3 separate regions of the Homo sapiens genome follow, and all the other regions are linked to region 1. A link is a contact called in ENCODE Hi-C data. All regions are on one chromosome and are shown on one strand. The core of a region is the stretch at or near the end of the contact, and the rest is flanking DNA. Distances in the headings are between cores, read along the strand shown. Region 1 holds the start of EVL (Enah/Vasp-like). Region 2 holds the start of ZNF839 (zinc finger protein 839). Region 3 holds the start of HSP90AA1 (heat shock protein 90 alpha family class A member 1).

Region 1 (3,353 bases), core at 437-2,936:
ACCCGACCAGTTTCAGAATACACATTCTTTCCTTGTGCATATGCTACATCCGCCAAGGTAGACTGCATGCTGGGCCATAACGCACATTTTGATAAATGTGAAAGGATTGAGATCATACCAGGAAAAACAAAGGAAGAAGTCACACCAAATATGTTCTCTGGCCCCAGTAGAATTAAATTGGAAATAGGTAGCAACAGATATAGGAAAACACCAAATATTTCAAAATTTAACGAAGCACTTATCAATAATCCATGGATAAAAGAAGAAATCACTAGAGAAAATTAAAAATATTTTGAACCAAAAGAAAAAAGAAAACTGCAATACATCCAAACTGTGGTTTGCAACTAAAACAGTGCTTAAAGGGAAATGTATATCATTAAAAGCCTTTTAAAATGCATTTTTAGCATTCAAAGTGCATTCATCTCTCCAATTAGAACTGATACTTCTTTTGTACTGTACTCTGTACAGCTGTTTTTCACTATATCAATAATATTTTAATGGATCTATTAAATATTTGCTAACATTATCAACCTCTTCTTTTCTAAACCATAAAAGTCCTTTAAGGACAAGTACAGTCGTTCTCAATTTTTTGTCTGTGATTTCTAACACAGTGCATGCTTCTTAGTGAGTTCTCAGTAGATTTTGAAAGAAAGATTGGACTGGATCTTACCTTCATGAGAACCCTGTGGAGATAGGCAAAATAAGTATAACCCCATTTTACAGTTGAGGCCACCCACTTAATAAACAAGTGACAAAGCCAAGTTTCCAGTATTCCTCAAGTGTTTTCCTTTCAGGCTCTAAATTGCTGACTTAAATGTCATCATTAGAGAGAGTTGTCTCCTCGGTAGAAGTACAAATTTTGTTCCAGAGTCAAATATGAAGACTTGATCAGTGGCCTGGCGCGGTGGCTCACGCCTGTAATCTCAGCACTTTGGGAGGCCAAGGCAGGCGGATCACCTGAGGTCGGGAGTTCGTGACCAGCCTGACCAACATGGAGAAACCCCGTCTCTACTAAAAATACAAAATTAGCTGGGCATGGTGGCACATGCCTATAATCCCAGCTACTCAGGAGGCTGAGGCAGGAGAATCGCTTGAACCCAGGAAGCTGTGGTGGCGGTGAGCCAAGATCGTGCCATTGCACTCCAGCCTGGGTGACAGGAGTGTGAAACTCTGTCTCAAAAAAGAAAAAAAGACTTGATCAGCTTATAGCCTTTATCATCTAGTCTTCTATTCTCTGGAGAGTCAGTGGGGACTCTTCCGAGTTCTTGTAGCCTTTTCTTAAGGCCTATAGGAAGTCATCTGTGCTGAGCCTGCACTTTCTATAACAGATGGAAAACTGAAGCTCAGACATCTTAAGTGGCATTGACTTAGACTATAGAGCTAGTTAGTGGGGGGCCAGCACCATGACCTGGCCCCTACCTCCAGCAGGCTTCACCCACCCTTGCACCCTTGCAGGAAGCACTTAGAGGCTTGAGGTTGCCAGCTGTGGGGGGTTGGGCCTGTGCAGTGCCTCTCAGCCGCCCACGCTGGTGGGGCTCTGCAGTGTTAGCTTCTTGTTTCTCTATTTTCTACCTAGGTTTCAGTTTTTCACTTGGGTTTGTTTCCCCTTTGTCTCTGGTTCAGCTTCCTTTTCCTGTTTGGTTTTAAGTAGGCTATAAAAATCAAGTTGCTGTCTTCAGAGGGTCTGTGGTCCTCTGATCAACATAGGCTGGTGGGAGTACAGGACTCGCCTCCTCAGGGTTCCCTGTGCTGCCACTTTTCAGCCATGGCCACAAGGTGAGTATTGGAACCAGTGCAGGGGACAGAGGGATGTCAAGAGGAAACCTAGAATCTTAACGGTGAATGGGCTGTAGAAATTATCTCAGGTCCCCTTAGTATACTGATCGAGAAGTCCATGACCAGAGGGCAGGGGGCTTACATGAGGTTACACAGCAGGTTAGTGACAGTCTGCTCCCTCTCTAGCCGCTGGTCTTTCCATTACACAGGCCTGTGTCTCTTGATGCCTGTGACCTTTAATGGCTTCTGAGTCAAGGACTTACTTAGAAATTAGCACCTGCCTCTCATTATAGGGAGGAGGGTCTGAGCCATCTAGGGGAATTGTTGTTTAGCTCAGAGGTACATTTGGTGAGTCCTGGCCCTTCTCTCTAGAATGACCCGAGACTGGTTGTTTTTTCTAAATATAGGCAGAGAGGGTTCTTTTTATGATAGGAACTTCATGAACTTAATAGCAAGAGTCCTGACCCTCCACTTGAGAGACTTGTGGACTTAGGCTATTGCTGTTGAGCACATGTGTGAATACCAGCCAGTCTACAAACCGCACTCCTCATTGAGATTGTTCTCTCTAAAGGTGAGATTACATTTTGGACCTGCCTCTCCCCTGCCCTACAACTCTGAAAGATTATAGATGATAGGACAGACAGACTTTTATCCTGTGGGGTTTGGGGCATTTGTTTGATTGACTCATGACAGCTTTGTTTTTTAGCATAAAGTAACAATCCCTCACTTTGAAAATTATTTCACAATTTCCAAAGTGCCATTTCGCCAGTTTTCTTATTTGAATCTTTTAGCCGTGTTAGATTGATGAGAACGCTGTCATCACTCCTGTTTCGTAGCTGAGAAAACCTCTGAAAAGTTGTGGGGTTTGTCCAAGGTCACATGGCAGGTTGGGGAAGGAATGGAACCAGGGTTTAACGAGGTTGGCCTCATCCGGTGGTTTTCGCAGCACGCTACACAGGCACAGAAGCAGCTTGCAGTGAGTTGTTAAAATTGACGTGGTGATAGGTAGAACTTGTCCAGGGCTGCTTATTTTCCAGTTGGCTTTATTTCTGATCCTGTCATTTTAGTAACTTTCCTTTAACTTTAGAGGACTCGTGAGTGGAGCTTTAGAAAACAGAATGCTTTTCATTTCAAAGGCATATCAACTTCCAAAGTCATTTTCAGTTGTAAATTACATTGTGAAAACTTCTAGCAGCTTATTCTACCGTGTCAATTACTAATTGCAGAAAATTATATCAAAAGTAAATGAGGCACAGCAATTTCTTTTTCAATTTTAAAATCGTAGAAATCCTAGAAATTTCCATCTTGAAAAGACCTTGGAGGTGATCTACAGTAGATAAGATGTTTTGGGCACCTTATTCTCCACTTCAGCCAAAATAACTCTGCTTTTATGTTTTCTATGTATTCCTTGATAATTCATTGAGAAAAAACAGTCATTGTTGGTGGTGGTGATGACTTTCAAGTCTGAAGATTACACTAATCTAGCCCAGCTCTTGAGTGCGCAGATCAGGAAATTGAGGCCCAGTGTGGAGCAGAATTTGTGTACGGGGAGCGGAGTAGTGGCTGAACCAAAGCAA
Region 2 (3,353 bases), core at 555-3,054, 2.3 Mb after region 1:
CATTTTATGTCAGGATCCGGCAAGGGCTCCACCTGTTTTTGAAAATTCTACAGTGGAAACAGCTACTAGTTCTGACCTAAATAAGAAGCAGCTCAACATCTACAGACCTTGGTATGTGCCCAGGGTGTAGTAAAAGTTCTCAATAAATGCCAGCCGATGGCGCTGCTGCTATTATAAGCAAAGTTAGGAGAGCCTGGGGCAGCTGACACTTAAAATAGACATCTGTACACAGGATGGATGTCACATCTTTTAATAGTCGTGCCAGGCACGTTGTTAGATGCAGGGACACAGCATGGAGGAATCGGTGGAGGTTGCTGCCCTCAAGTTTCCTGAGCTTGAAGGGGTTTAGAATATGCCACGGTGGCATGAAAATTATTTTGAGCAGAAGGCATGTGAATTCCTGAAATCTGGTCGGGTGTGGTGGCTCACACCTGTAATCTCAGCACTTGGGAAGGCCGAGGCGGGCGGATCACCTAAGGTCAGGGTTTCAAGACCAGCCTTACCAACATGATGAAACCCCGTCTCTACTAAAAATACAAAAATTAGCCAGGCATGGTGGCGGACGCCTGTAATCCCAGCTACTCAAGAGGCTGAGGCAGGAGAACCGCATGAACCCAGGCGATGGAGGTTGCGGTGAGCTGAGATTGTGCCACTGCACTCCAGCCTGGGTGACAGAGTGAGATCTTGTCTCAAAAAAAAAAAAAAATTGTGGTAAGATACCCATAATATAAAATTCACCATTAAAAAATAACACGGAAGGGATCATCGTGAATGCAATGTGAGTATTGATGAGGATGGTGGTGATCTTCCAGAACCTTCTCTGACGCCACCCAGGCCGCCAGCCTTACTTTACCGGCTTCGGCGCTCATCATACTGTGCTGCAAATGCCAGTTTCCTCCTTCCCCCTTGGGAAGTTTCCTCCTTGGGGGTCGGCACCTAGACTGTATACCCCCCAGGGCGGAAACAGCGGTTCACCCACCAGGTGCTTAAGAAGGGTTTGTGGACCAGTGGACCTCCTGCTCTCCCTGGGGAAAGGAGCTGGGACATGTGTACACACCTGCAGCTACAAGATTCGGAGGGCGCACAGAGCCTCAACCGTAAGAAGGAGAGGCGATCAGGCTGAGGAAGATGGGGCAGTGGAGCTGGATGGATAGAGAGAGGGTGGGTTCATTCATTCGTTCACTCATTCGTTTATTCATATTCATCCATCCATCATTCATGCCCTGAGCGTGCGTTGTGTTCTGGGCAGGGCCTGTGCTGGGCACCGATTGTGTAATATATCATCTCTCCCTTCAAGGTGCACCCAATCTGGGTGGGTGGGTAGAGAGAAGCTACGGTGACAAGGCAAAAATTTGGGAAACACTCTCGTTAACAATTCAAACTGTGGTCCCCTCCCAGATGTATAAATCCAAATGTTTAGGGGTGGGCACAGTACTCTGCATCTCCAGACAGCATCCTCCGCTGATTCGGATGCATGATGACGTCAGAACACTTGGATATTGTGGTAACTTTTGGGCCAGGGGCTCTGAAACCCCGAAGACCTCCCCCTGGGAGATCCGGGACAGCTCCCAGAGAAGGTGAGTCTTAAACACATCCGTGACAGGCAATAAGGAAAATAAGGGGGGTCCGCTCTGCTGATCAGCCCTAAGAGCCGCGGCGGTTGTCGGCTGGGGCGGGGCACTCCACGACTTTCCCGGCCAGACACGGTCGCCTTCCTAGGTGTCTTGGCCTGCGAGGCACTCGTAGCCCGCCCCTCTCCTAGGTGACGTACATTGGAGACGCCGTCGCTCAGCGACCCGGGTTCGAGTCCCCGCCTCGGCCGCCATGGCGGATGCGGAGCCGGAGGCTGGGGGCGGCAGCGAGGATGGCGGCGGCGGCGGCGGCCCGGCTCCTCCGGGCCAGAGCGGCAGCGTCGCACGTGTGGCCCCGCTGGGCCCCGAGCAGCTGCGGCAGGTCCTGGAGCAGGTGACGAAGGCGCAGCCGCCGCCGCCGCCGCCCCCCTTCGTGCTGCGGGACGCGGCGCGGCGGCTGCGGGACGCGGCCCAACAGGCCGCCCTGCAGCGGGGCCGGGGCACCGAGCCCCCGCGCCTGCCGCGCCTGCTCCCGCCCCAGGTGAGGCGTCGGGAGGGACGTGGGGAAACTGAGGCCCGAAGGGGGCCGACGCCCCGCGGCGGGGTAGCTGCTTGTCCGGGGAGGCCAGTATCCGCCCGGGTTAAGACTCAGGGCGTCCCCAGGCTGAGCTTCTTAGGGACGGCGTTCGGCCCCCACCTGTCACCACCCTGGCATTTTCACCCCAGGAGCCTCACTCTAGGAGCGGTTGCTCACGCTGGGCCCTGTGCCTGGAACGCCCTCGTGCCTTCTCTGCCTTCACAGCCCTGCTGGGGGCTTTTGCGTGCTCCCTAGCTCTTCTTACAGGCCTTTCACCGCTGGTTCAGCCTTTGTGGAGCACTTAGAGACCGTGTTCCCAGCACTCCCCACTATGTGCAGGAGGTGAAGCCTTGAACACACTTGCTGAAGAACGAACATAAGGCAGGTTCTGGGATTGACGGGGGCTGCTTTAGAGTGGGTGGTCCCGTAGGCCAGACACTGGAGCTGAAACATAAATGAATTAAAAGGAACCAACTTAGCTTTTCAGTTGTAAGGTGCCAAGGCCCAGGCTTGGAACAAAGTCAAGCACAATACACTAGTTCGCTGCAGGACTTAACATCCTGGGTGATAGTGACTGATTTGTAACCGCAGTACCCAGCACAGTGCCTGATACACAATGTTTGGAATATGTGAAAGCACTCTGTATACTACAAAACATCCTTTCCCAGTGGGTTTATTTCCTGGGCCACACACCTTTTGGTTGCTAGGGGGGTGATAACTAGAAGACGGTCGCCCAACTCCGGAGGGTGAAGCATAGCGCCTGAAGCCAGAGGGCCTACACGGCATCTGTAAAATTCCACCCCATTTCAGCGCTGGGGTTGTAAACAAAATTAGTCTCACCCCAAAATTGCCAAAAGAAGACAGCTTTTTCCACTAGAAGAAACGGGTTAGGGAATAGAATCAGGAACCTTCACTCGTTGAGTTTTTTTGACTGATGTTAGCTGCTTAGGGTTGTATCCAGTTAATCATCAAGACTGGAGAGTTGTCTTGCTAAGGTTTAGGAAGACCAGTGTGATTCTGTCCAGATGCCACACTATCACTATCTAGAGGTGTGACCTTGGGTAAGTCAACCTTTTTGGACTTTGGTCTGGGTCAGAAGGCTGCAAGGTGCCATCTGGGGGCAGCTATCTGCAAAGCCTCTGCTCTGCGCCCGGCGCTGTGCGGGGCCGCTCAGTTTTCAGCAGTGTTTTTGTACCGGCATTTTG
Region 3 (3,353 bases), core at 545-3,044, 2.0 Mb after region 1:
CAATCACCTACAGACAGAAATTCACTCTGCAATTACATAAAAACTTACAAAAAGAGTAATGGGATATCCAATAAACTGAGAATGTTTCTTCACAATCTCCTTTATTCTTCGTTCCTCCAAGTACTCAGTTTGGTCTTCTTTCAGGTGTAGGATAACTTTTGTTCCACGACCCATAGGTTCACCTGCAAGAGAAGAAAGAAAAATTGACTTAATACATTCAATTTAGTGCTCAACGCCATGCCTAACACCCTTATAACGTGTCTATAAAGCAAGGTTTGCCGTTACTACAGATGCAAAGGCCACCACAGCAGAACCTTTTGGGCAAGGTGCCTCGCCCAAAAGAACCGCCCACCAAGTCATGCCATTACACTAATTAAGTGCTCTAGCTTGTTCCTGATCGTTGGGCAAACACAAATTCTGTAAGCTTCACCGCATCCCCAGGGGTCCAAGGGTTGCAGCACCCCACCCTTCCACCGCTCACTTAACCAGTGAATGTTCAGGTGCCTACCTGTGTCTGTCCTCACTGTGAATGATCCCCCTGCTGAGGACTCCCAAGCGTACTGCTCATCATCGTTATGTTTGGTGATCACAGTTACTTTCTCAGCAACCAAATAAGCAGAATAAAAACCAACACCGAACTGGCCAATCATAGAGATATCTGCACCAGCCTGCAAAGCTTCCATGAACGCTTTGGTCCCAGACTTGGCGATAGTACCAAGGTTATTGATCAAGTCAGCCTTGGTCATTCCAATTCCAGTATCCACAATAGTGAGAGTTCGATCTTGTTTGTTCGGTATAAGGTTAATATGCAGCTCTTTCCCAGAGTCTAATTTACTGGGATCTGTCAAGCTTTCATACCGGATTTTGTCCAATGCCTGTTAACAAAAAATATTAATTTAAGCATACAGCACCCCCAAGAAGTTCACACTGAAACCAAAATCCGATTCTGGGTTAATAAGTGACTTACATCTGATGAATTTGAAATGAGCTCTCTCAGAAAGATCTCTTTGTTCGAGTAGAAAGTATTGATGATCAATGACATCAACTGGGCAATTTCTGCCTGAAAGGCGAACGTCTCAACCTCCTCCTCCTCCATCGGTTGGTCTTGGGTCTGGGTTTCCTCAGGCATCTGGAACGACACCGCGCCGGTTTAAAACCTTGCAGGACGTCTACAGAGGCAACACGAAATTCCATCGCGTTCTCCAAATATTTTTAAAGCCGAATTGGAGATTTGCGAAGTTTAAGTAAACCGAAAATAGAAGGGCGGCTGACAAAGGATGACCTCATTTCGGAGCGCGGCAACTACCACGAGCGTGTGCGCGCTTCCGGGAGGCCGCCGCAGGCCCGGGCCCAGTCCCCCGCCGCGGTCCCCAACGAACACCCCGGGTGCCCTCCCGCGCGGGCTGCGGCTCCGCCACGGCGGCCTCCTCCGCCTGCGCCCCCAGCGGGGCCGGGCGGGGGACCCCCGCGGCGGGGCCGCTCTGTTCGCGTGCGGCGCCAGCTCTGGCGCTGCTGCAGAGCCTCGGGGAGCCCGCGGCCGCCCGGCCCATTCCTGAAGCGGGGTGCGGAAACCGCAGCGGTCCCGAGGCCTCCGGAATAGAAAGCGCGGCCGCCCGGGAGCGCGGCCCTGGCTGCTTCAGGGATCTGGTCCGGCCCCCACAGCCTCCGCCCCGCGCCAGCCGCCCCCAGTCCCGGTCCCCAGTCCACCTCCACAGGCCCCCACAACCACCCGTCACCTTGGCTAAGTGACCGCACAGGACCAACGGCACAGCCACACCGGGACGCTGAAGCAACTGACGCGCCACCCCCGCGCCTGCCTTATATAGCGACGGGCCCGCCCAGCGCGCGGCGCTTTTTCCAGAAGCCTCCCGAACCTTCCGGAAGAACCCTCCCCAGCCGCCGCCGCGGCCGCGCGCCTACGCATGCGCCGTTGCCGCGGCACCCCGCCCCCGCGCCTTCCTGCGGGCGCGCGCAGGCCCTGCTCGTGGCCCGGCCCGGGCAACCTTCCCTCAATCGCCGCCGCGCGCCTCTCGCACGCCCCCGCGCCGGCCTCAATGCGCCTGCGCGGCCCGGAATTCTCGGGAAGGTCCGGGCGCCTTCTGGGGCCGCCCGCGCCCTCCGCCCTGCACCCCCACCTGCCGCGGGCGGGCGGAGGGCACGCCCGGGCGTGGGGGCCTTTGAAGTGAGGTGTAGTTGGTCACCCGGGCTGAGCGGAACGCGGGGCCGGGGTGGGAGGCGCGCCTGGAGGGAGGGTCGTGCGTGGACGGAGAGCGGCCCGGGTCTCACGCGCCCGGGAGACTTCCGGAGCCGTCGTCCTGACTGGCGCCGCGCCCGCTGCCAAAGAATCCAGCCGCAAGCGGCGCCGGGATCGCGGGGCTCTGCCCTCTGGGGGCTGTTAGCCTCAGGCTGCTGCGCACTGGGGAGGCTGTCCCGCGGCCTGCGCGCTCGGGGATTCTCCAGACCCACCGCTGGCTCGGGAGCGCTCCCTACTTTTGGGTTCCCCGAAAGCCATGTGCTTCATACTTAAGGGTCCCTTAGCTTGGGAATCGGGGACTTGGTGAACAAATTCATGCTTACCCAGCTACACCCGGCATGATTTTGAAAAGCCCATCGTTTTGCCGACCGATTTGCGGTCTCCAAATTAAGTATCTAACACTTTGGTGATTAACTTGCCCTAAAAGGTTTTTTTTTTTTTTTTTTTCTTTTTTTTTTTTTTGGACAGGCTCTCGCTTTGTCGCCCAGGCTGGGGTGCCGCGGCGGAATCTCGGCTCACTGCAGCCTCGACCCTCCCGGGCTCAGGTGATCCTCCCGCCTCAGCTTTCCCAGTAGCTGGGACGAGCGTGGGCAGAGGACCACAGGCGCGGACACCACACCTGTCTAGTTTTTGTATTTATTTGTAGAGTCGGGGTTTCACCATGTTGCCCAGGCTGGAAAAGCCAGTTTCTACATGGGAATTTTCGGATATTTTGGCCAAGGCCAGCTGTGGGAACCTTGGAGGCATTGGGGTTCCTTCGACCTGGCTTCCCTGCCTAGTCCATGTCCTCTTCCTCTTTGTCTCTGGCGCCTCCCATGATTGGGCCGCCTCCTGCCTAGACTCATAGCCAGGCCCTCGGAATAATCTGAAAGCTCCTTGCCGTGTAAAGAAACGATGGAACTACCTCCGCTTCCTGGTCTTTAGGGAAACGCAACTTGCTCAGGAGCAGGGGTTTTCAGACTGCGGCCTGGGACCCCCTTAAGAGCGTGTGAAATCAACATAAAGCGTCTTGCCTGGCATTACAAAGCGGGGGAAGTGGAAGGAAACTAGCAGCCACGTGGCGCGGGCCCCAGCGGTGGTGACCGGGTGTGTGCCTGGT

Evidence for each region. A loop is a pair of places that touch in the nucleus more often than their neighbours do. Pooled maps may share reads with other maps.
Region 2: a map of naive thymus-derived CD4-positive, alpha-beta T cell shows a loop between it and region 1 (13-fold over the local background). The contact joins the promoter of ZNF839 here to the promoter of EVL in region 1. A Hi-C loop is called at or near these places in 1 of 168 maps with a recorded cell type or tissue (naive thymus-derived CD4-positive, alpha-beta T cell), 1 of 37 single-sample maps with no recorded cell type and 7 of 50 pooled maps.
Region 3: a map of CD8-positive, alpha-beta T cell shows a loop between it and region 1 (12-fold over the local background). The contact joins the promoter of HSP90AA1 here to the promoter of EVL in region 1. A Hi-C loop is called at or near these places in 2 of 168 maps with a recorded cell type or tissue (CD8-positive, alpha-beta T cell and natural killer cell), 1 of 37 single-sample maps with no recorded cell type and 9 of 50 pooled maps.

The regions. Positions count from the first base shown.
Region 1 is chr14:100,063,736-100,067,088 of GRCh38, forward strand. EVL (Enah/Vasp-like) reads left to right here and starts at 1,687. Exons shown (of 14, transcript NM_016337.3): 1 at 1,687-1,776. The coding sequence starts at 1,766. LOC124903379 (a long non-coding RNA gene) reads right to left here and starts at 309. Exons shown (of 2, transcript XR_007064329.1): 1 at 1-309. RefSeq lists enhancers at 1,161-1,210, 1,561-1,650, 1,701-1,780, 1,831-1,970, 2,351-2,430 and 1 more.
Region 2 is chr14:102,317,942-102,321,294 of GRCh38, forward strand. It overlaps ZNF839 (zinc finger protein 839), which reads left to right and starts at 1,805. Exons shown (of 8, transcript NM_018335.6): 1 at 1,805-2,112. The coding sequence starts at 1,825. RefSeq lists silencers at 1,865-1,964, 2,025-2,214 and an enhancer at 2,315-2,424.
Region 3 is chr14:102,085,250-102,088,602 of GRCh38, forward strand. It overlaps HSP90AA1 (heat shock protein 90 alpha family class A member 1), which reads right to left and starts at 1,795. Exons shown (of 11, transcript NM_005348.4): 1 at 1,737-1,795; 2 at 968-1,129; 3 at 509-875; 4 at 49-182. The coding sequence starts at 1,129. RefSeq lists silencers at 1,383-1,672, 1,713-2,242, 2,303-2,352.